Linked DNA regions of Homo sapiens: region 1 is linked to region 2. A link is a loop called in an ENCODE intact Hi-C map of the cell type or tissue named here. Cell type or tissue: MCF 10A. All regions are shown on one strand. Links, peaks and the distances in the headings refer to the core of each region. The heading gives the core; the rest is flanking DNA.

Region 1 (11,260 bases), core at 5,765-8,264, 230 kb before region 2:
GTGTATTCTTACATGGTAAGGAGGAGAAGAAAAAGAGAAGGAGAAAGTGGAAAGACAAGAAGCAAGAAGGACTAAAAGGAGGAAGAGAAGACAAGGGAGAAAGAGAAAGCAGGGGGAAATGGAGAAAAGGGTTTTAATCATAATCCTGAAAGACACAAGTCAAAATACCATAATCCTGAATGTTTAAATCCCAAAAGATCAAAACCCCTGAAGATTTAAATCTCTGAAGTCTTAAATCTCTAACATCTAAAATCCATAAAATCACAATCACAGGAGAGTTGCATCACATTACGCAGAACTATTACCTTGTTATTGTCTTTATTTGGAATTAAGTATGGTGTAGAAACATGTGATGTTCTCACAAGTGGGAGCTAAACATTGAGTACACATGAACATAAAGATGGGGGCAATAGACACCGCAGACTACTAGAGGGGGAGGGAGGAAAGGGGGCATGGGTTGAAAAACTACCAATTGGTTACTATCCCCACTACCTGGGTGACAGGATTTGTATCCCAAACCTCAGCAACATGCAATATACCCATGTAAAAAGCCTGCACATGTACCCCCGTATCTAAAATAAAAGTTGAAATTATATTTTAAAAAATGATGCATATGGGTGCCAAGTTGACAAGAGGTGAACTTGTGAACTTCATTTAGGTGTCAATTTGATTGGATTAAGGAATGCCTAGAAACCTGCCAAAGCATTATTTTGGGTGTGCCTATGAGGGTGTTTCCTGAGGAGATTACTGTGTGAGTCAGAGTGGACTAGGTGGGGAATAGCTGCCCTCCATACTGGTGAGCACTGTCCAATCTATTGGTGGCCCAGAGAGAGCAAATACAGAAAGCAAATTGGCCTCTCTCTGAGAGCTAAGACAGACTTTTGTTCTGTGGCCTTGGACATCAGAATTCCAGGCTTACTTGGTCTTTGGATTGCAACGCTTTCACCAGCAGCTTCCTGGGGTCCTGAGGCTTTCAGGCTTGGACTGTGAATTATACCATCAGGTTCCCTGGTTCTCAATGTAAAAACATTGAAAATTCCTCAATAAACGCAGATATCCTTTTTGTACATCTTTATTTGTGAAAGATAAAATTTCTCATGATCTCAGCCCTTTGGGCAACTGCATATGCAGCACCGACTGATCTCAAAAAACTTAGATTATCTGTCACAGTATTTCAGATGACCACAGTTATAAAGCTGAGTGCACACAATTGCCAACTGTAGTGATATCCATTTATATATTTCTATTTTTGACCTATTTATGAATACAGTTTGCTCATAACTGTTATACCCATCCTACTGTCATTAGTATACCTGTTTATGTTTGCAAAAATATGTGTGCTATCATTGCTTATTTTATTGTGTAAGAGGCCTATGAAGTGTTTTGTCATGTTTTTATATGTTTCTCAATCAAATCCCCTTTTAAAAATACATAAACAAATGTCTTTTAAAGATTGCTTGAAGTATTTTTCCAGGATTATGTTTTTAAGATTTTGATCTTTTGGAATTTTAATGTCTGGGATTATTAGGTTTGAGATTGTACTTTTGGAGATTATAATCAGCTGTTAGAGAAAGAATAAGGAAAAGGAGGAGAAATGTGAGAAAATGGAAAAGAAGTAGTAGGAGCAGAAGAAATAATGGAAGGGAAGGAAAAAAGGAGCAAGAAAGGAAAAAAAGAGGGAGGTAGGAAGGAAAGGAAGAGAAAAACAAGAAAAGAAAGAGAAAGAGAAGAAAGAAAGAAAGAAAGAAAGAAAGAAAGAAAGAAAGAAAGAAAGAAGAAAGAAAGAAAGAAAGAAAGAAAGAAAGAAAGAAAGAAAGAAAGAAAAGAAAGAGAAAAAAGAAAAGAGAAAGAAAGAAGGCAGGAAGAGAAGGAAGGGAGGAAGAGAGGGAAGGAAGGAAGAGAGGAAGGAAGGAAAGGAGAGGGAAGGAAGAGGAAGGGAAAGAGAAAGGGAGGAAACAAAAAAGGAAGATTCAAAGTATGTGCAGCCCTACTGCAAGCTGATGGTGTTATTGGCCTCTAAAACTTCCTGTGGTTAATGTATCAAGGTTCTTTATTAGTTTAGAACAATTTCTGGATACCAGCTCCCTCACTCCACAATATATCCTCTTTTAACACTCTTGCCATTGAAAAACTTTTTTCTTAGCATGGAAACCATGACTCCACCATCATCTCCCGGTTTGTGTTCTTTTTTTTTTTTTTACTTCCACTAGCATATAGCCTTATATATGCTCCCCGGATAATGGATATAACTGCCTAATGCATAAGAATACTCTATGTGGCCAACACATAAGAAATCTGTCTCTCTCTGTGTGTGTGTGTGTGTGTGTGTGTGTGTGTGTGTGTGTGAGAGAGAGAGAGCGAGAGCGAGCGCGCGTGCACGAGAAAGAAGATATAACTGAGACTAAAAGATTGCAAAATTTTTAAAAATAATTTTTCAGAATTTGTCAAGATGAGACTTTTATGCTAAATTGAGCTCAATTGTTTCTTTAATCTGAAAAGAAACTTGAATCTCCTCAGTCTTCTCTGAGCTGCAGAAATGGGCAGTAACCCAATCCTCTTCTGCTGCTCAAGAAGCAGGCCCAATACAGATGTCAGCACACCCTCACTGAGGACTTTTCCATGTCAAACACTATATGCGGCATTGAAACAAGGATCCTAAGGCAGCTTTTGCTCTCAGGGCTTCCTCTGTGCACAATTCCCAGGGCACATTTCCCTTATGAGTTTCTGTGCATGACAGCTCTAGTCTCGATGTACGTGCTTGTGATACTATCTACTCAGATACAGCTCCTAGTCTCAAGATTGCAATGTGACATGGGAAGTGCTGGAATAGAGATAGGACAAAAACATTCAAGAGGTGAAAGTGGTTCCATAAAGATAGTAGTGTCTGAGGAGAGTCTTAGGGGCTATATTGAATTTAGACAAGGAAAAAGAAGGGCAGGTGATTATACCAGAGGGAAACAGCAATCCCTAAAGACATGAAGGAGCAAACAAGCAAGAAAAGTGCTGAAGTTCAGATAAAATTCCACATTGCTCTGGCTGCTCCAAAGAAATTAGGTCTGACTATGCTGAGGCAGCAAGGAAAGAAAGAACTGAAGAGTGGACGTACTTTAAGATGGGGCACACGTCTCCAGTGTGTTCCAGTGGTCTACTTCACCCTCTTTGCCTGGCCCAGCCCACATACCTCATTTGCAATACCCAAGTGGCCCATAGGCATTTTACTTTCTCATCCCCGGCTTAACATGACAAGTCCAAATTCTTCAGTCTGGCATTCTTGCCGTCTCCCTGCAATGACCATCCCCTTCAGCAATAGAGAGAAGCTGCAGCTCCCATCACTTCCAAAGAGAGTCCCAGGTATCCTGCTTAGAGTATATTCCCTCTACAGCGCTCGACAGCCCTCACACATTTCTTGTTCCTCCCCTCTTTATCTATTTGAAAGGCTGTCTGCTTTTCTCAAGTATCTCATTCCTATACTTTAAAGACACACATCAAAGATTTATTTCTCCCATGAAGACTGTCAGATTAATCTCCATATCAACTGGTTTTGTCTGAATCATTTTAGTAAATACAATTAGCAAAGGAGTTTATGAAAATTTTACCAAAGTCATAGAGTTAGCAAGAGATAAAGTCAGGATTTGAATCCATGGTGTCTGATTATAAAAGGCAAACTCTGGCATTCACATGACAAACTAGAACACAGAGAAAAACACATCCATGCTTTTAATTGTCGTTTGAATTCTTCCCTGCTTTTTGTTTGTTTGCTTTTGAATTTACATTGTTCCTTTTCAGAATGCTTCTAAATCCTTAAATTCTAAGGACTGAATCTACCACTTTGTATATTCTATATTACTTAGATTTAGATTCAGAGTCAATTATTGTCATTTGACTATCGACTTTGATGCAGACATCCAGTGGAGTTTTTCCATGTACCCTTATCAAATCTGTAAGACACTGAGATACACGTATTATTATTTGTGCTTTTCAGACTTAGTCACTATTTAAATCATTATAGAGGGTAAAAGACTGAATATGAATATAGGGGTCCTGACATCAAGCTCCAAGTTCTTTCCACTACAAAACTGATTGCTTAACATCATACTAGATACAGAGAGGACATTTCATTAATGCTTTTTAGGTGAATGAATAGTTTTAAAAAAAGAATTCAATGACAATGTAATAAAAATAACCCAAGTAGAGATCTGTATTATGATAATATAAACTTCCTACAAATCAATCAATTACATGGTTATCATCATGAAGGGAATGCAAAACCAAAGAATATTTTGAGAAGGAAATTAAGCAATGGTCCTTGAAAGATTAAATAGTACAGAGGTGCAGGACAGAATAAAATGGGAGAGATTAAATGGACAAAATGACAAAGTGTACAGTTAGGAGACAGGTGTAGCTCAAATGTGATACATTAAAGGAATGCCCTTGCTACTGGTCAGAATTTTAAAGTGTCCATTTCTCCCTATATAGCACAAATGCTCTGAATTAAAATTGAGACTGGCTATTTGCACATTCATCCTCTTGTCACTTTAATCTATTGCCGCTCATGTATCCCCTGTGGAATTTGTAGACATTTTTAATTCCCCACGAGATAAAGTGGGACAGGATGGAATAGACCATGTCTTACTAATCTTTGAATACTTTAAGACAACATTACTCACACTGTGTCCAAATGAAGTTCAGAAATACGGCAGGAAGTTCAGTTGTGGTGGCTCATGCCTGCAATCCCGGCACTTTGGGAGGCCAAGGCAGGTGGATTGCTTGGGCCTAGGAGTTTGAGACCAGCCTAGACAACATGGTGAAACCCTATCTCTACAAAAAATTGAAAAATTAGCCAGGCATGGTGGTGCACACCTGTAGTCCCAGCTACTCGGGAGGCTGAGGTGGTAGGATCACCTGAGGATAGAGAGGTCAAGGCTACAGTGAGCCATGAATGCTCCACTGCACTCCAGCCTGGATGACAGAGTCAGACCTTCACTGTCTCCAAAAAAGAAAGAAAGAAAAGAACAAAAACAACAAAAAATAAAGAAATACCGTGGGAGGAAAAAGCACGTGTCTGGTGTAGAATTTTTCAAAACTTTACTTTCCTATCTTATGAATTGCCAAAAGGGAGATATGGTTTGCAGTTCTCCCCAAACTTTTAGGACCACAGCTTCTTCCTATCTGTACTCCTTCAGGGGTGCTTATTCCCTAGGGATCAATTTCCCTGAGTACAGAAGGGATAACATTGTTCAAAAGATTTCTCATAGTGCTACAATTGAAGATGTCTTCTAAATGTTCATCGAATGAAAGAGTGCCTCTGTAAAAATAATCACATTTTATACTTTAATTATGTTGTTTTACAATCTCTCTGGAATTTTAGTATTGCTACTTATATTGTGATGTTGTTTCTACAACTTAATTGCCTCTACATTTGTTGACCCATGTCAACAAGGAGCACACATCACATTGTCTCATATTGGATAGTATGTCTCTAAGCTTAGGTTCAGTTATTTTGTAGAAGACAACATCCACAGAGTCTTGGCGGCTTAGATAACAAAGGCTTATTTCTTGCTTATGTCACCAGTCCTGTGCGGGTGGTCCATCGCTCTGGTCCATGTTATCTGCATTCTGGGATCCAGCCTAAGGGAGCATATCTGAAACATTCCAGTCTCTTGACAAAAGGTAAAGAGAACATGGTGAACCCTCACAATGTGTTTAAAACTTATGCTCTGATGTGTAAGACATCACTTTCACTCATACTTCTTTGGACTAAGCAAGTAACACAGCTAAACCCCTGTCACAAGAAGAGGGCAGCAAATAGTTTAACATAAAAAGATCCATCCACTATGCTGAGTTTTCTTCTTCTAATAAAGCCCGGGTCTTATAAAGAGGTAACAGAGTAAATTATCAAATCATGCTGGCTTAAACATTTAGCAGGCACAGTAACGAAAGCAATTATTACAGTTTTATTTTTTAATCCCATATTCTAATAGACATACTCAATATTCAGATTTACCCTTGTATGAATTTCCTTTGTATGAATTACCCTTGTATGAATCTCATTGAGATACGTGCCTCTGCCTCTGGAACATGAAAAGTCCATCTCTTCTTCCTCCTTCTAAAGATATAGTGAATTTAGGGAATAATATATTCTGCTTTTAAGTAGTGGTAAATACCCCCATTCTAATCCATTCCCCGATTGCCAAACACAATTGATGCTGATTAAAGATAGAACAAACTAAAAATATTATTTGTCTGTGTAAAAGTAATTTTAATCATGAACCTTAAATTGAACTGTTTACAATGTATGCCTGTTTACTCTGCAACACAATAAGGATTATGTGTTCCATAAAAAGTCAGATAAACTGTGTTGAAAGTTTTATTTTATCACAACAGTAAACTCTGTTCACATATTTACATATTGTTTGGGAATCACGAATCATCTGCTCACAATCTAGAATACTAATGATCATGGTGATGTACAGCACATGGTCGATAACGTTTTTCATCTGTACCTTGAATACACCATGACTCCACTGATGATCATAAACCTCCACCATTTTGTTCCATTTAGTAAAAGTTACATTTTCTCGACTAACTTATTTCTTGCATAGTAAATGTCCTAATTTATAAGGTCGATAGGATATATAAAAGCAAATGAATAATATATGTAAACTCAAGTTTGTCATCATCATATAGATTCTTATTTTGTGTAGTTAATAAAAGTTCTACTTTGACCAGACCTCCCAAAAATTGTATCATATAATCTGTAGTTTATGCACTAGGAGATTAGTTTTCAAATGCACAATGAAGTGCGCTATAATTTGTAATTAAACATATATAAAGCACTTATTTGTAAATTATTTTCTTAGTATATAAAGTAAAACAAATATAAGGGTATCCACAGAGCAATAAAACTCTCATCTAGTTAGTTTATGGCGTGTTTTCTTGAAAGGAAGGAAAATAAACAGATTTGGAACTATTATACCGAGAACTGAACATGACCACAATACGCATTGGGAATGTGCTGTGCATATGCCTATTATCCAAAATGTCTACAGCTGCTCCCGCAAAAAGTTTGAGGGAAATAGGCAATTATATGGTTTCTGGGAGTCAGAATTTTTAGAACTTGAAAAAAAATTAGATATTATCTAGGATCATTATGTTATCAAATTCTAGAGATACCATCTCCCTTCATTTTATGTGACTGGCACATCTGAGTGATACATAGACTACAATGAAAATGGTGCCCCCTGCAGCATGAAATTAGCAATATCACATCCACCTCTCATTTAATACATTTGGAAACTCAGACCCACAGAGAGGAATCCTCTGCCCTGACAGCTCCAGGAGCCTAGCTTTGACGTAGGAAGGGTAAGTCCATGAAAAGTTGGTGTTGACAAGTCCTCCATGCCATCTGAAATTCTACAAGTATGATCTTGTATCTGTGTTGAAGTCTTGTACATTTAGAATTGAATTGCTTTTCCCCATTATTTATTTGTTCAGTGTTCTAGAAATAAAGAAGAAAGCCAGTTTTGGTAGAGGAAATAAGTAGGATCTCCCAGGTCTGGGTAGCAGGAACAAGAGGTAAATTATGTCTATAGAAGGCAGTAGTGCAAGGAGTCTGAACAGGAATTTGATGATATCCAAAGCAAATTATACTTATGCAACATAGTCTATATAGTCAGGTCCACTGTTAATCTCTCCTCCTTACGCTGCTCTTTGGATTTTAAAATCCACCCCTAAAACTGAACTATTTGGTTTCTTCTTATGGTGTATGAAGAAACATACAATGTGTATGAAATACCTACTCTGAGGGAAATTTTAGTTGGCTCTAATATTTCTTTATTATTTAGTCGCATTGTACAGACACAAACTAATGTGGTACCAATCTAACAAAGAATGTGGACACATTTAATGGAAAGCAACACTCGAATCCATGTGATAGAATAAAACAGGATTTAGGAAAAACAGAAGTGGATAAGAAAGACAAAATAACACTAGTTTAGGTTAACACCATGAGCTAGACATTTTATTAACCTTCTTGGCTTTTGTTGTCGTTGTTCTTAATAAAAGAACCTGCCAGTTTTTAGCTATGTAAAAGGCACAGGAATCGAAAACACATTTCTCAGCTTCCTTTGAAACTAAGGTGTGGTTATGTGACTGAGTTCTGGTGAGCAAAATAGAAGTGTGTTACAGCTTCTTAAAGATGCCCTAAAAAGGATGATATTGTGTGCTGTTTGCACGTTTCTTCATTACCATTTTTTCCATCCTGCTGTCTGGTACACAGATGTGTTGGTAGGAGTCTGACAATGTGTCAGAGTGGTGAATTGAAACTGACCTAAGTTTCTGACATCTTTGAGGAGCCACATAGCAACCCTGCATCTCCTATCTCAGAACATTTTTCCATGTAGTCAAAATAAACTTTTATCTCATTTAAACTACATCATTTGAGGTTTTTGTTATCTGAAACTAAACATAATCCTAACTGATATTCTCTTAATTTACAGATGCAAAACCTGGGAACAAAATAAAATACCTATTCAATTGCAAAGTGGTAGGAAGAGTAGTTATACAAAAGCTATTTATGACTGCAAAATCTGTATTATTTCCCAGAGAATACACAACTTTCTGGTTAGCATAAGAGTTACTAGAAACAGAAGATAGCCCAAAGGCAATTTTAAAAAGGGGCCAGATTACAGTCTTTGAGGTCTGAAGTAATCACTCAAATCTTATTCACTCAACACTGACCACAGCAAAATTTTTGCTCATCATTAGTTATGGGTGATAAATAAGTAATGGGCAAAGTCAAAACTGATCCTTGGATTTTTATGCTTGATTGGCTAAGTAAATGGTGGTGGTGCTGTTTGTGCAATTGCTAACAAATACAAAACCAACCCATTACTTAAGGTTCAGTACTTGAGCCCTCTCTGCGTCCTCAGCCCTTTGCTATGATACCTTCTCCACTTGGTGCTCTACCCGCCTATGGCTAAGCTGATACCTAAGGTGAAAGACAAAGTCCTCTTTATATTTACTTCCACTTTTCTCAAGCAGATGGAGTCTCTCCCCATAGCCACTATGGCTGGGAATGTGCTGAGTCTCATTTAAAGCCAGCAAGTGCCAGACTCATACCCAAGGCCCACGGCATACTACCTGAGTATTGCTGCCAGTTATTCAGGGTCCAAAGGCTCTTTAGTCAGCAAGTGATGGATCCTGCTAGGAGGAGGTCCTTTCTTTTGAGGCAGTGAGTTCCCTTCTGGCCCAAGGTGTGTCTAGAAATGTTATCCAGAAGCTAGGGCCTAAAAAGGGGGCCTCATTACTCTGACTGGTGCTCCATCCTACTGTGGCAGAGCTGGTATCCAAAACGCAAGACAACGTCCTCTTTACCCTTCCCTCTCCTCTTCTCTCCTCAAGTGGAAGAAGGAAATCTCCTGTGGAGCCATGAGCTATGCAGCCTGGGGTTGGGAGAGTGGTGGCACAAGCACTCTCTTAGCTGCCCCATCTGTTGTCTCTGTAGATCACATACCCCCGTTACCAAGTCCACAGGACCTGAGCCCAGTTTAGCAATAGGACTCACCTAGGAGTTGTAATCCCTGTGACCTAGACTGCCTTTCAAGTTTATTTAGGGCCTCAGACCCCTTTAGCCCACAGTGGTGAGGTTTTCTGGAACTCAAGTCCTGACCTGGGTGCTTCGAGTTGCCCACTGGGTTGGGCAATTCCTCTCAGGCTACGGCTGGTTTAAATGTTCCCTTCAGGGTAGGCATCAGCTGAGTTCAGCCTGGTTTTGCTTTCTGCTATGACGGGGCAGCACTAAGTTCAATGCAATGTCTTACAATTGCTGCACTCTCCCCATCCCAAATGCATAATTCTCTCTCTATACCACACAGCCACTGCCAGAATGTGAGTGAGGGGTGGTGTCGGTGATTCAAGACTGTTTGTTCTACCCTCCCTCTTTAAAGCCTCTTTCAGTGATATGAAGTCAAAACCAGGTATTGTGAGTGCTCACTTGATTTTCAGTTCTTACAAAGGTGCCTTTTTGTGTGGGTAGTTGTTAAATTGGTGTCCTTGTAGGGCAGATAGTTGGTGGAACCTTCTATTTGGCCATCTTGCTCCAACTACCATAATTTTTGAAGAAATAATGAAGATAAACAATATTTGAAGATTGGAATAACTAGTGGATATGAAAATATCTATTATTCCTATCGATGGCAAAGTCATAGTTATTGCTAAAGCTACTGTGGTTTATTGGCTACACATATAATTAAATGAAATATTAAATTTTAATTACAAGTTAGAGAAAATAAAGTGTAATTTTTTTCTCTTCCAAGTACATGGACCAAGTGAAGATGCCCTGCTATATAAATGGAAGATGCTGACTTCAGTGAAAACATCTGATAGGAATAGAAGACTTTGCCTGAGTCCAGGTTGCACAAAACCCACCACCTTTCACCTCTTTCCTCTTCTCTATTCTCATTCTATGTGGGATAGGCTTCATCTCTCAGCTCTAGGGGAACAATATTTAACCAAAAATGACCAGTAAAACTACCCGTGCCTCCTAGGAGACCCTCACTCTTTCTCACAGGATGTGATTATTAAAATTATTGCTGTTACTTTGTGATGTGGAAGAAATAACTGTTTTTAAGACTAGAGTCAATATTAAGAATAACACAACTAAAGGACAGAGAGGAACTTGGTCCAGAGGAAATAATGCAGTCTTTGATCAAGTCTTTCCTGACAACAACTATCTCTGGACTTTATATTATACCTCCTTTTCTTAAACCATGTTGGGTTTCGTTTTCCAGCACTTGCAAATGACATATAAATGTAGGATGGAGGTTTCAGGAAGATATTCCAATGGAAGCGATATTTTAGTTGAAGCCCAAGGATAGATTGGAATTAACTATTTGGGATAAAAGAAGAGAGGTAATTTTCCAAGCAGAAGAAAGAACATGTACCCAGGAAATATGGCTGGGGAGAACACGGTGTGTACAAAAGAAAGAAACTGATAAAATTTCAGGTCAATTAGAGCACAAAGAACAAGGGACAGAAAGTAGTAAGGTGAGGATGGAAAGGAGCGTGCACAGCTGTGGAGTCAGATGTAATGGCTTTGGTCATTATTGTAAGAGAAACTAGATGTCATGAAAATGATTGAAGCAAGAGAATGACATGATAATCTAAGTATTTGAGATCACACTATCCATAATATGCAGATCAAATGAGAAGTACAGGATAACCAGTTAAAAAGCTATTGCAAAAGTTGTTTTAAAAAACA
Region 2 (11,260 bases), core at 5,226-7,725:
GGTTGAAAACATAGGACATGCTGAGGGTTAACTATGAAAAACCAGCCCTTCACACCATCCTTGCTGTCCTCTCCTGCAACTCCAGGGAAAATTGGACCAATTGGGAAACTATCTGCTCCAAGAACATTGACTCCTCTAAAAGTTCAGTCACTCTCTGCCATGTTAGAACCATCCATGTGTGTTTCTTCTGAATTCCAAGCCAGAGGAAATATCTCAAATTGTGCCTGTTAGAACCCTGTCTCAGAGTTTATCAATAGACTGCAGAAGAGCTTCTAGGTTATATGGTCTCACAATGATCAAGCCATTCTTTCTGCTGCAAATGAAAGCTTGTCCCCAAGTCTATCCCCAGTGGCCCACTGTGGCACTCTTTTTGCTTTCTCCAGAAGACTCCTTTTAAATATGCATGCCACTTTTGAGAGCATCTTCATAACCCATTTGGTTTGTGCAATTCAGAGAGAACAGACCAGGCCCACGACCTTGGATGAAAGGTCCAGGGAAATTCTTTTTTATTTATTTATTTTTTTAGAGATAGTTTCGTTCTGTCACCCAGGCTGTAGTGCAGTGGCATGATCACAGCTCACTGTAACCTTGAATTCCAGGCTCAAGAGATCCTTCCACCTCATGCTCTGAAAATGCTGGGATTACAGGTGTGAGTCACCATGCCCAGCCCCAGGGAAATCGTTGAACCTCACCCACTTTATGGTTGGTGAGGATCAGAGGCTGCTCCTTGCCCCTCCCCAGTAGTAAGGAATGTGGTGTTAGGAGGGGGTGGGGTCTGGTATTGGCAATGGCAGAAGCAATGCCTTTCTTATGTTAATCATTCACGTTCATTAATGTTTGTAAAATCCATGCATGTCATTGTGTGTAGCTATAGTGCATTCCTTTTCACTGCTGGATAGTATTTTGTTGTATGCGTGTTATGTTGCATCCAGTTTGGGGCAATTATAAACAAAGCTGCTATGAACATTGTTTGTTTTTTCCATGTGTCCACTTGTACATATATTTTTCCAGGCATAGACTCAGCAAAGAATGCCCTGGGTGTTCTTCATAAAGTGTGAAAATCTTCAACTGAGTTTTCTGCAGCGTTTGCACCATCTTATGTTCCTACCAGTGTGACTGAGCATTTCTATTCTTCTGCATCCTCACCAACACAGCGTATTTCAGAGTGTTTAATTTTAGCCATATTCCTTGGCGGTTTTATTTTGCATTTCCTCGGTGGTTTTATTTTGCATTTCCTCAATGACTAATGAAGTTAAACACATCCTCACATATTTCTTGGCCATTTATATTTTCATTTTGTGATGAATGTATTAGATTCCTTTGCCAGTATTTCTTTTGTATTGTTTGCCTTTTTCTTACTTGGTGAAGGAGTTGTACATGTGTGCTGGGCACTGGTCTTTTGTAGTGATAACTGTTGGAAATACCATTCCCACACTCGTGGTTGGTCTTTTCACTTTCTTGTTGGTGTGTTTTGTTGAACAGAAGTTCTTAGTTTTCATAGAGTTGAACTTATCTGTCTCTTCTTTAGAGTTAGTGCTTTCATGGTCTTATTTAAGAAATATTTCCCTGCTCCAAGCACATAAAGATATAGTTTCATACTCACTTCCAGAAGAATTTAGTTCTGCTTTTCACAATTAGATCTTTTATCCTTCTGGCATTAAATTTTAAAATGTCTCAAACTTCTTTGTCAAATTATAATGGGAACCATAGCACCATGTTCTTGAGCACTGGCTTGGAGGCCGCCTGCGTTTCGGTCATGGCTCAGATGTTCACTAGCTGTGTGACTCTGAGAGTCTGCTTTACTTCTCTGTGCCTCTCTCCCAGCTGTAATAGTACCCACCAGAGCACTTTTCTGAGAGTTAAATGAATTAATATGTAAAAGCGCTAGAAGAAAGAATGTCTGGCACACACTTAATGCTTTATAGGACTTAGCTACGTCTTTTTTCTGCCCTTAATGTTTCTCCTCGGCTTACTCAGACCCAATGATCGTGCTTGCCATGCCCTAACAACAGCCAAGAAACATGACCCCATGGAAGCTGTGTGCTGTCGTGATCAATATTCTGCCTGAAGAGTTTCTTTTCACCATATAATTTTCTTGCATGTGTCAGTATTTATATGCTTCACTTGCCATCTGCAGGCACCTCAGCCTTCTAAGAAAACGTGCCTAGTTCTGTCGACTTTAAGATCAGAGAGATGTGGAATTCAGTTCTCCCCAGATATTTCTTATGCTCCCCGGGAAGTAAAATAGCTCTGAAAGTGGTGGAAAAGAGAAACATTTCTCAACTTTCATTCAACTGGGATGTACATTTCTGGGGACACTGCATGATCTGTCTGTCTTTTTCCTGTTACTGGGTGACACCTTTAAGGCACCAAAAGTAGCTTCAAGCCAGAAAAGGAAAGAAACCAACATTTGTTGAGAGATTTCTAAGTTATAGTAAGTGCTTTACATATGTTATTTAAGCTACCCAATAAGTGAGAGAGGGAGGTAACTAATATGCAGAAGAGTCAGAAATTCTGTATTCAGAACAAAGTCCTTCTACTTTCCAGATGAAAGCTCTTTACAGCAGGCAGCCTCCCAAGAGGCACCATCTAGTAGACTTAGAATCATTCTGGCCTTCTTGAATGCCCCACGTATTTTAGACTTTTTTCTATTTTGTCATCTCATCTGCATCCTGCTCCCTCCTTGCGCTAGCCCTTGGTTGTGCTTTCAGCACAAAAACCTGTTCTCCCAGTGAATGCCGGCACCTGCAGCTGACCACCCACCATGAATCTTAGACTGGACCCCCTCTGCAAAATCTCATGCTAGCAGCTGCCCCTGTGGACTCTCTCTTAGGAATGGCAGCATATGAAGTTTCTCTTCTCTTACAGACATGTTTATACAGGTCAGTTTCTATGTCATTGTGCCTGTATATACATGTAAGCAAGGATGGGCATGTAACAGTAATGACTTGATTAATGAGAATGATCATTATATATAGTTATGCAATGAAACATGTATGATTCAAGTGAACACATAACATAAAATTTCATGTAACCTAACTGGTATTAACTTATATGAATCCTTCTAGTAAGTTGAAGTCCATTTTTAGAGTAATACAAGTAACAGGACATGAGCTATTATTTTTAAGAATTTACTCAAATGAGCAACTTCTAGGTTGAGTCTCTAAAGAACCTACTGGGGTTAAGCTCTCCGACACAGCAGCCCTGATTCAGTATTCTCTGCAGATCTCAGGGTGCATAACACAGGTCTGGCATCCACAATGAGATCTTCAATGAATGCTTGTTGTGTATAAATAGATGAAAGAATGGATTGGATCCATTGACACGCAGCCCAATCATCTTTCCACAGCCAGCTCCAGCCCTGTACCAATAATCACTAGGAATAAGAATTAGTACCCTGAGGCTGTCTAGAAGCCAGTCATCAGGTTCAGTCTTGCAAGCTAACTTAGACTTAATTAGGCAGAAACATTGACTCAAGCATCTCAAATTATTTAAACAGCAAGAGTTCAGATTGGCATCTTTCTTCACAACCCGTAATACAGGGCTTCGCAGGCAGCAAACGTTCAATAAATACTAACTGATTACACTTCAGAAATCTAGATAATTCTATTAACCAAATTCCTCCTTTGCTGTATGTGTATCCATTAATCAAGGTAAACATCCAAAGACACACATCTGTGTGTCCATCTTACCGCCTCCACCAAATTCCTCCTTTGCTGTATGTGTATCCATTAATCAAGGTAAACATCCAAAGACACACATCTGTGTGTCCGTCTTACCGCCTCCACCAAATTCCTCCTTTGCTGTATGTGTATCCATTAATCAAGGTAAACATCCAAAGACACACATCTGTGTGTCCATCCCACCGCCTCCACCAAATTCCTCCTTTGCTGTATGTGTATCCATTAATCAAGGTAAACATCCAAAGACACACATCTGTGTGTCCATCCCACCGCCTCCACTGACCTCTGCCTTCACTGTCTGCATGTGTGGGCTGGCTGCTAAGGGACCAGATTTAATTATCAGATTTTAAGCACATTCCTTCTCTCCAAATTATGTGAGTTTGTTTTTCTATTTGAGAGTTTGGCAAAAGCTATATTCCCACCCTGTCACTTACTCAAGAGGAAATGTGTTACTCTTAGCAAGAGGACATCTCCCACAGTAGGAATCCAACAGCGTCTGCAGAGGTGGTCCCAGCTTGCGGCAGCCTCTACGGATTGCCAAACTCCCACCTCAGGCTGCCCCTACTTGCCTTTTGCAGTGAGCCTCCAGAAAATGTTCAGACGGCCCCAGCAAACAGCCAGAAAAGGCATGGTACTTGGATAGGAAGGTGACATAGGGACCTCAACTCCCTAAATTGCTTTATGGTTTTTGCAGACCTGGAAGGGTATTTCTCAGAATGATTCCTGGCTACTTAATTGTTGGTCAGTCCAAGCACGTTGCTATCACTTCTTCAACTACCAGTAGGCAAGGAGTCGATGGTAAAATAAGCTAGTGCTTAGACTTTAAGCAATGATTAGACAGAATTATATCCCCCCCAAATTTTATGTGTTGAAACTCTAACCCCCAGTACCTCAGACTGTACAGACTATATTTGGAGGCAGCATCTTTTAAAAGGTAATTAAGGTAAGTTGAGTTCATATAGGTGGGACCTAATACAGTATGACTGGTGTCCTTATAAGAAGAAGAGATTAGGATACCAAATGACACAGAGAAAGGACCGTGTGAAGACACTGGAAGAAGACAGACATCTACAAGCCAAGGAGAGAGGTCTTAGAAGAAGCCAACTTGACTGACATCTGGATCTCAGACTTGCAACCTCCAGAACTATGAAAAAATTAATTTCTGTTATTTAAGCCTGTGGCAGTTTGTTATGGCAGCCCAAGCACACTAATCCAGGCAGCAAAGAGCCTGAGATAAACTGTGACCATTTGCCACAATGGTCAACATCTTAAATGGTCACTGGAGGCAAATTGTCACAACTATTGAAGAATAGAGGACATTCAGGGGACAATGCACCCCTGTTCTTTATGTTAACTCATTACCAATATCTCTGTATCCATTCTCTACCCCTACATAACAAACCACCTAAAACTTCGCAGCGTAACACAATCACCATTTATTTGCTCACAACTCTGGGCCAACAATTTGGGCTGGAGCATCTGGGCAGCACTTCTGCTGCTGTCTCTAGAGGCCATTCACATGGATGCAGCCACCTGGCGCTTGTCTCAGGGAGAGATGCTAGAAGATGGCCTGGTTCACATGCCTGGAAATTGGTGCCGGCTGCTCGCTGCAGTGCCTTCATTCTCATGCTCCAGCATGCTGGGCAGAATTGCTTTCCATGGTGGTCTCGGGTCAGCAATCCAAAAGGGCAATTGCAGAAACCCTAAGACTTTTTGAGGCTGAGATTCAGAAGTCTCACAATATCACTTCAACACATTCATTTGGGTAAAGTAAGTCACATGGTATCTTAGTGCACTTATCATTATTATAACAGAATACTACAGACTGGGTAATTTATAAAGAAAAGAAACGTATTTCTTATAATTTTGGAGGCTGAGAAGTTCAAGGGCCCTGCATCTGGCAAGGGCCTTCTTGCTGCATCATCCTATGGCAGAAGCCAGAAGGACAAGAGAGCACCGAGGAGAGAGAGTAAGAAAAAGGCAGTCAAATTTGCTTTTATAACAAAGCCATTCCCAAGATAGCAAAGCCACTCTCAAAATAATTAATCCACTCCTGCAACAATGACATTAATTCAGTCATGCGGGTAGAGCCCTCCTGACCCAATCACCTCTTATTAAGCCCCACCTTCCAACACTACTGCATTAAGGATTACGTTTCCAACACATGAACTTTGGGGGACATAGTCAGACCATCACACAGGGCCAGATTCAACTAGAGGAGAATTAAACCCACTTTTTCATGGGAGGAGCAGTAAAGTCACAGTGCCAGGGTGTATGTGTACAGGATGGGAGGAATAGTTGCAGCCATCTTTATAAACAGGTCACTACACTCTCTTTCTATCATCAGGATCATTTCACTGATTACAAGCCAGGTGCACGCCCTGTCCCAGGCATTTAGAAGAACAGGGGCCAGACTTACATGTGTGAGTATGCCTTAATGATTGCAACACTTGTTCATTATCCATTCATTCCACAAATACAAAATGAAAAATCTATTCTTGGAATACAAAGGTGGGTGTGATATAATGCCCACCTTCAAAGAAAGTTCAGTTACTAGGGTCATAGAGATACAAATAAGCAGATCAAAACAGAATTGTGTACAGAGTAGTCAATTCTAGGGAGGAGCAGGTCAAGAAAGATTTCATAAAGGAGGTGACTCTTGCCCTAAGTTCAGAATGGTGAGGTACTTGTGAGGTGAACTGTGATAAGAGGACAAAGGCCTGAGCGAGAGATGATTTTTGAGTAGGAGGTAGCACCACCTAGTGGCAAGGGAAGGGGGAGGCTTCTCTGCCATACTAAGGAGCATGAGCTTTCTCCACAGGAAACAGACTTTGAAACCTTTCAGGTATGGGCTTGTTATGGTCCTACTTGGAATTTGGGGAAATGTGCAGGGTGTTCTTGAGGCAAGGGGATCAGTGAAGGGGCTTCTACAATTACAGTTTTGTAGTTGCAAACAACAAAATGCTGACCAACTAAAGCAAAAGAGGAGTGAATCAAAGGCTATAGAGGTACTCACAGGGTTGAAGGGGAGGCTGGAGAACGAGGCTTGTAACTCTCAGAATATGGAACAGCTCCAGAAAGTGTGAAGACAAGATCCAACCATCTGTCTGTTCCCCTCATAGAACCTGCTGACAGATGCATAGATTCGAACCATTCCTCCCATTTCGATCCTTCTGTTTCAGGGTCACAGTTTTGGAAGAGAAGATCTAATTGGCTGAACTTATGTCATATGCTGCTTGCTGGAGGTTGTGGGAACTTCCATTTATACCCTTTTGATTAGAAGTACAGGTGACAACCTGGGACTTGTGATTTGGTTTCTGAAGTAGGGGCAGTCTTGTGGGACTCCAGGGCTGGAAGGGAATCCCCAGGGATCTCTCAGAGGAGTCTGTGGCAAGAAGCCCAGCACCCACCCTCATTGCTCCGCAAGACAGAGGTAATTCCCAAGAAGGAAACCAAGATGCTGTTGGGAGGTAGAATGGAAGGTAGATAGCCCAAAATGAACAACACTCACTATAGAGCCATTCTGTCTGTCTTGATATCTGCCTAAGTGACAGACATCAAGGACAATCTGCCTCAGTGGGACAGCATAAGTCTAGAGTGAGAGAATGAACTCAAGGGCCACAGGTAGCCAGAGCCATAATTTGGCTACACCTAGATGCCTATGGCCCCAACTCTAGCTCTTTTCTAGTGGCACTCTCTCTTCTGTAACACAGAATTTAACTAATTTGTTCATTTTTTTCCCAAAGTGAATCAAAAATTTCAAATGAAATAACTACTTCAGTAGTGCCTCTGTGAGTACTTCTGTTGATGAAGATTGAAGAGGCCACCCACCTTCCTCACTAACTTTCCCAAGCATCCAAGACCTAGGTTTAGACACACACACACACTCATGCCCCAAGAACTCTACTAAGAAGAGGTTTCTTGCATAATATCTCATCTTTAAAATTCTTCTGACTCAAAGAAAACTTTTATTTCCCTTAAAATGGTTTCCATTATGAACCAAAAAGACGAGGGCTTGGGACTTTCCCATTAAAGTAATAACCATATTAGCTAACAGCCCAAAGCTATGTCATGGGTCATCAGCTCCCAGCCACCATTAATTATGAGACAATATTATTCATATAGTGCTTTGCAAAGTCACTCAAAGGGTGAGACTCTCCAAATCAAATCTGGATATATAGTTTATCCCCCATTTGGCAAATATTGCTTTTGAGGATGCAGAACATTTTCCTTGTTCCAACCTCTCCAGACATGACCAACCCAAACCTTGGGCCCTGTCTGATCTCTGCCACTGAAAGAGGTGAGGGTGAACCTGGCTTCTGGGGGAGACATGGGACCATAAACTTTAGAGGCCTGACAAACCTCAGAGTTTATGAAAGAATACTAGTAATGAACTTATGAACCTTGTTCAGACATTAGGCTGCAGCACAGAGTCCCAAATTTGACAGCAGAAGTTTTAGTTGTGATTTCTAGCTATCTCCACTTCCCAGCCCTAGAGTCTTGGGATAATTGTTTTTAACTTTCACGCACTTACTGATTTATAAAGTGGGGATAACAATACTGTGATGTTGTGATGTAATAATAAATACATATTTAATCTTCATTCCCAGCTCCTGACCGGAGCTCCTAAAACCCTTATAATTTCCTAAGAGATAAAAGCAATAGGAGCGTCTTTTGCTATGTTTTGTTTTTGTCCCCACTTCCTGAAATAGCTGCTGGGTGATAAAGAGAGAAAAACATCTTTTGTTATTCATAACAAGACTCCTTCAATCACACCTGAGTTTATGTTAATGGAGTGATCTCCAGAAAGCACCTAAGAATGGAGAGCTGTTTGCCAGGAGAGCAAACCTGTGGGTAAAGGGTTTCAGCCACACCCCCTGACCTCCAGGGAGGGGAAAAGGGCTGGAGGTCGAGCTAATCACCAATGGCCAATGATGTAATCAATCATGCCTACATAACAAAGCCACCATAAAATCCCCAACCAAAGGGTTTGTGAACTTCCGAGTTGGTGAACAAGACCATACACAGTTTCTGGGAAGGTCGTGCGCTTCAAAACTCCATGTGGACAGAAGCTCCCGTGCTCAGGACCCTTCCAGACCTCTGTGTATCTCTTTATCTAGCTGCTCATTTGTGTATTTTAAATATCCTTGTAATAAATTGGTAACAGTAGGTAGACTGTTTCCTTGGGTCCTGTGACTTGTTCTAACAAATTATTGAACATGAGGAGAAGGTTGTGGGAACTTCCATTTATAGCCTTTTGATTAGAAGTAGAGGTGACAACCTGGGACTTGTGATTTGGTTCCTCAAGTGGGGGCAGTCTTGTGGGACTCAGCCCTTAGTCTGTGGGGTCTGTGCTAATTCCAGGCAGTTGGTGTCAGAATTGAGGTAACTTGTAGGACACTTAGGGTGTGTTCCAAGAGGTGGTTGATGTTGGGGGAAAAATAAAACCCACACATTTGGTTCCAGAAGTATTGTGTTGAGGCAGGATAGGTAGTCAAGAAGTAACCATGTTCTCAGGGCGCGGCAACCATGGTGGCCATACAGTCAGCACAATAAGCCCCAGCACTCACATTATAGTTAAGCTTATCCCAACAAAGCTATCTCCAGTAGGGAATCCCGCTCCTCACCCACTCCCAGAGAGCATGCACATTTTAATTTCACCTGTCCTCAAACTCACCCTTTGCTCATGACAATAGTAGAAAAACATACCCCAGGGTGGAGATGCTAATTAGACATGCAATATTATCGGGGGAACCAGCCCCCAATATTTCAATGTAGGTTCTTTTCTATTTTCCCTAAGTGTCAGCAGGTCTGAGAAATAAAGAGAAAGAGTACAAAATAAAGAAATTTTACAGCTGGGTCTCTGGGGGTAACATCACATGTTGGCAGGTTCCGTGATGCCCCCAAGCTGCAAAACCAGCAAGTTTTTATTAGCGATTTTCAAAGGGGAGGGAATGTATGAATAGGGTGCAGGTCACAGAGATCACATGCTTCAAAGGCAGTAAAATATCACAAGGCAAATGGGGGCAGAGCAAGATCACAAGGCCAGGGAGAAATTAGAATTACTAATGAGGTTCCATGTCCTGCTGGGCACACATTGTCATTGATAAACATCTTAACAGGAAACAGAGTTTGAGAGCAGAAAACCCATCTGACTACAATTCGCCAGGCTGGAATTTCCTAATCCTAGCAAGGCTGGGGGCGCTGCAGGAGGCCAGGGCATATTTCATCCTTTATCTACATCTGCATAAGACAGACACTCCCAGAGCGGCCATTTTCGAGACCACCCCCTGGGAATGCATTCATTTTCCCAGGGTTATTCCTTGTTGAGAAAAGAATTCAGTGATATTTCTTCTATTTGCTTTCTGAAAGAAGAGAAATATGACTCTTTTCTGCCCAGCCCCACAGGCAGTCAGACTTTATGGTTATCTCCCTTGTTCCCTGAAAATCACTGTTATCTTGTTCTTTTCAAGATGCCCAGATTTCATATTGTTCAAACACACATGCTTTACAAACAATCTGTGCAGATAACGCAATCATCACAGGGTCCTGAGGCAACATACATCCTCAGCTTAGGAAGACGAAGGGATTAACAGATTAAAGAAAGGCACAAGAAAATTATAAGAGTGTTGATTGGGGAAGTGATAAATGTCCATGAAATCGTCACAATTTATGTTCAGAGATTGCAGTAAAGACAGGTATAAGAAATTATAAAAGTATTAATTTGGGGAACTAACAGATGTCCATGAAATCTTCACAATTTATGTTCTTCTGCTGTGGCTTCAGCCAGTCCCTCCGTTCGGGTTCCCTGACTTCCCACAACACAATATATGAGAAAGCACGTATAGCTACTGTGCCTGTGCACCAAGAACATGCTTACTAGTAACACCTCTTCCCACCTACTTATGAATAGTCATGTAAGACTCCCATGAAGGGAGTCTCCCTAGTGCCAGTCTTTGCTGTCTCATCTTTATGAGCAGCTTGCCCTGAATCCTCTCTGTATTCTGCACCTAGCTTTCAGAATATTCTTCTCCTTTGCAATAAGTTGCTGTGTGCTGCATCTCCTTTGCTGTGCATCTCATGTGTAAACTCTTTTAAACTAAGAAACAAGAACTGAGGTTTCACAACAGCCATTGACAGTGTGAGTAGAGCAATAGTTTTGCCTTTTAAATACTTAATCTGCCTGCCTCAGAGGTTGCTTATATAAAGGTCATATAAAAACAGTATACAGAGCTGATAAACTGTAACTCCCATGTGAGTGCATGGAAAGTGGCATTTGTGTCTATTTAGCATTCCCATGGCTCTGAGAAAAATTTTTAAAAATATCATCTTGTTCTCACTACGCAGACACTACCTGTGTCCATTGCTCAATCTTGCATTGGTTTGCTTGCTAAGAAGGAGAAAAGTCACTGGTCCTCAGAATCTTGAAAGACAAAGTTCTACGAGGTGAATTAAGCCATTTATACTTTGAAATCCTCCCATGAGAACTGGTGTTACCAGCCATCCTCCAAACGTGTCTGAATTTCTCCTCTCTTTCCTGTTCTCTTTTTCTTCTTACCCCATTTTTCCCTCATTTT

Evidence for each region. Hi-C counts contacts between places; a loop is a spot of excess contacts. Peaks named below come from ENCODE experiments on the same cell type or tissue, not always from the same donor. Only the 100,000 strongest peaks of a DNase experiment are listed, where the experiment ranks them.
Region 1: it touches region 2 in a loop (8-fold over the local background); 7 of 110 quality-filtered maps call a loop at or near these places.

Annotation. Positions count from the first base shown.
Region 1 is chr2:84,070,455-84,081,714 of GRCh38, forward strand. No RefSeq gene overlaps it. Among named protein-coding and RNA genes, the nearest start is that of SUCLG1, 380 kb to the right of the region's middle. In MCF 10A, for the core only: a CTCF peak has its summit at 7,249 (motif pointing left); a DNase peak (open chromatin) is centred at 7,237.
Region 2 is chr2:84,296,659-84,307,918 of GRCh38, forward strand. The region is part of intron 1 of LOC107985905 (a long non-coding RNA gene); the gene reads right to left. Among named protein-coding and RNA genes, the nearest start is that of SUCLG1, 160 kb to the right of the region's middle. RefSeq lists enhancers at 223-1,422, 6,327-6,376. In MCF 10A, for the core only: a CTCF peak has its summit at 6,458 (motif pointing left); a DNase peak (open chromatin) is centred at 6,433.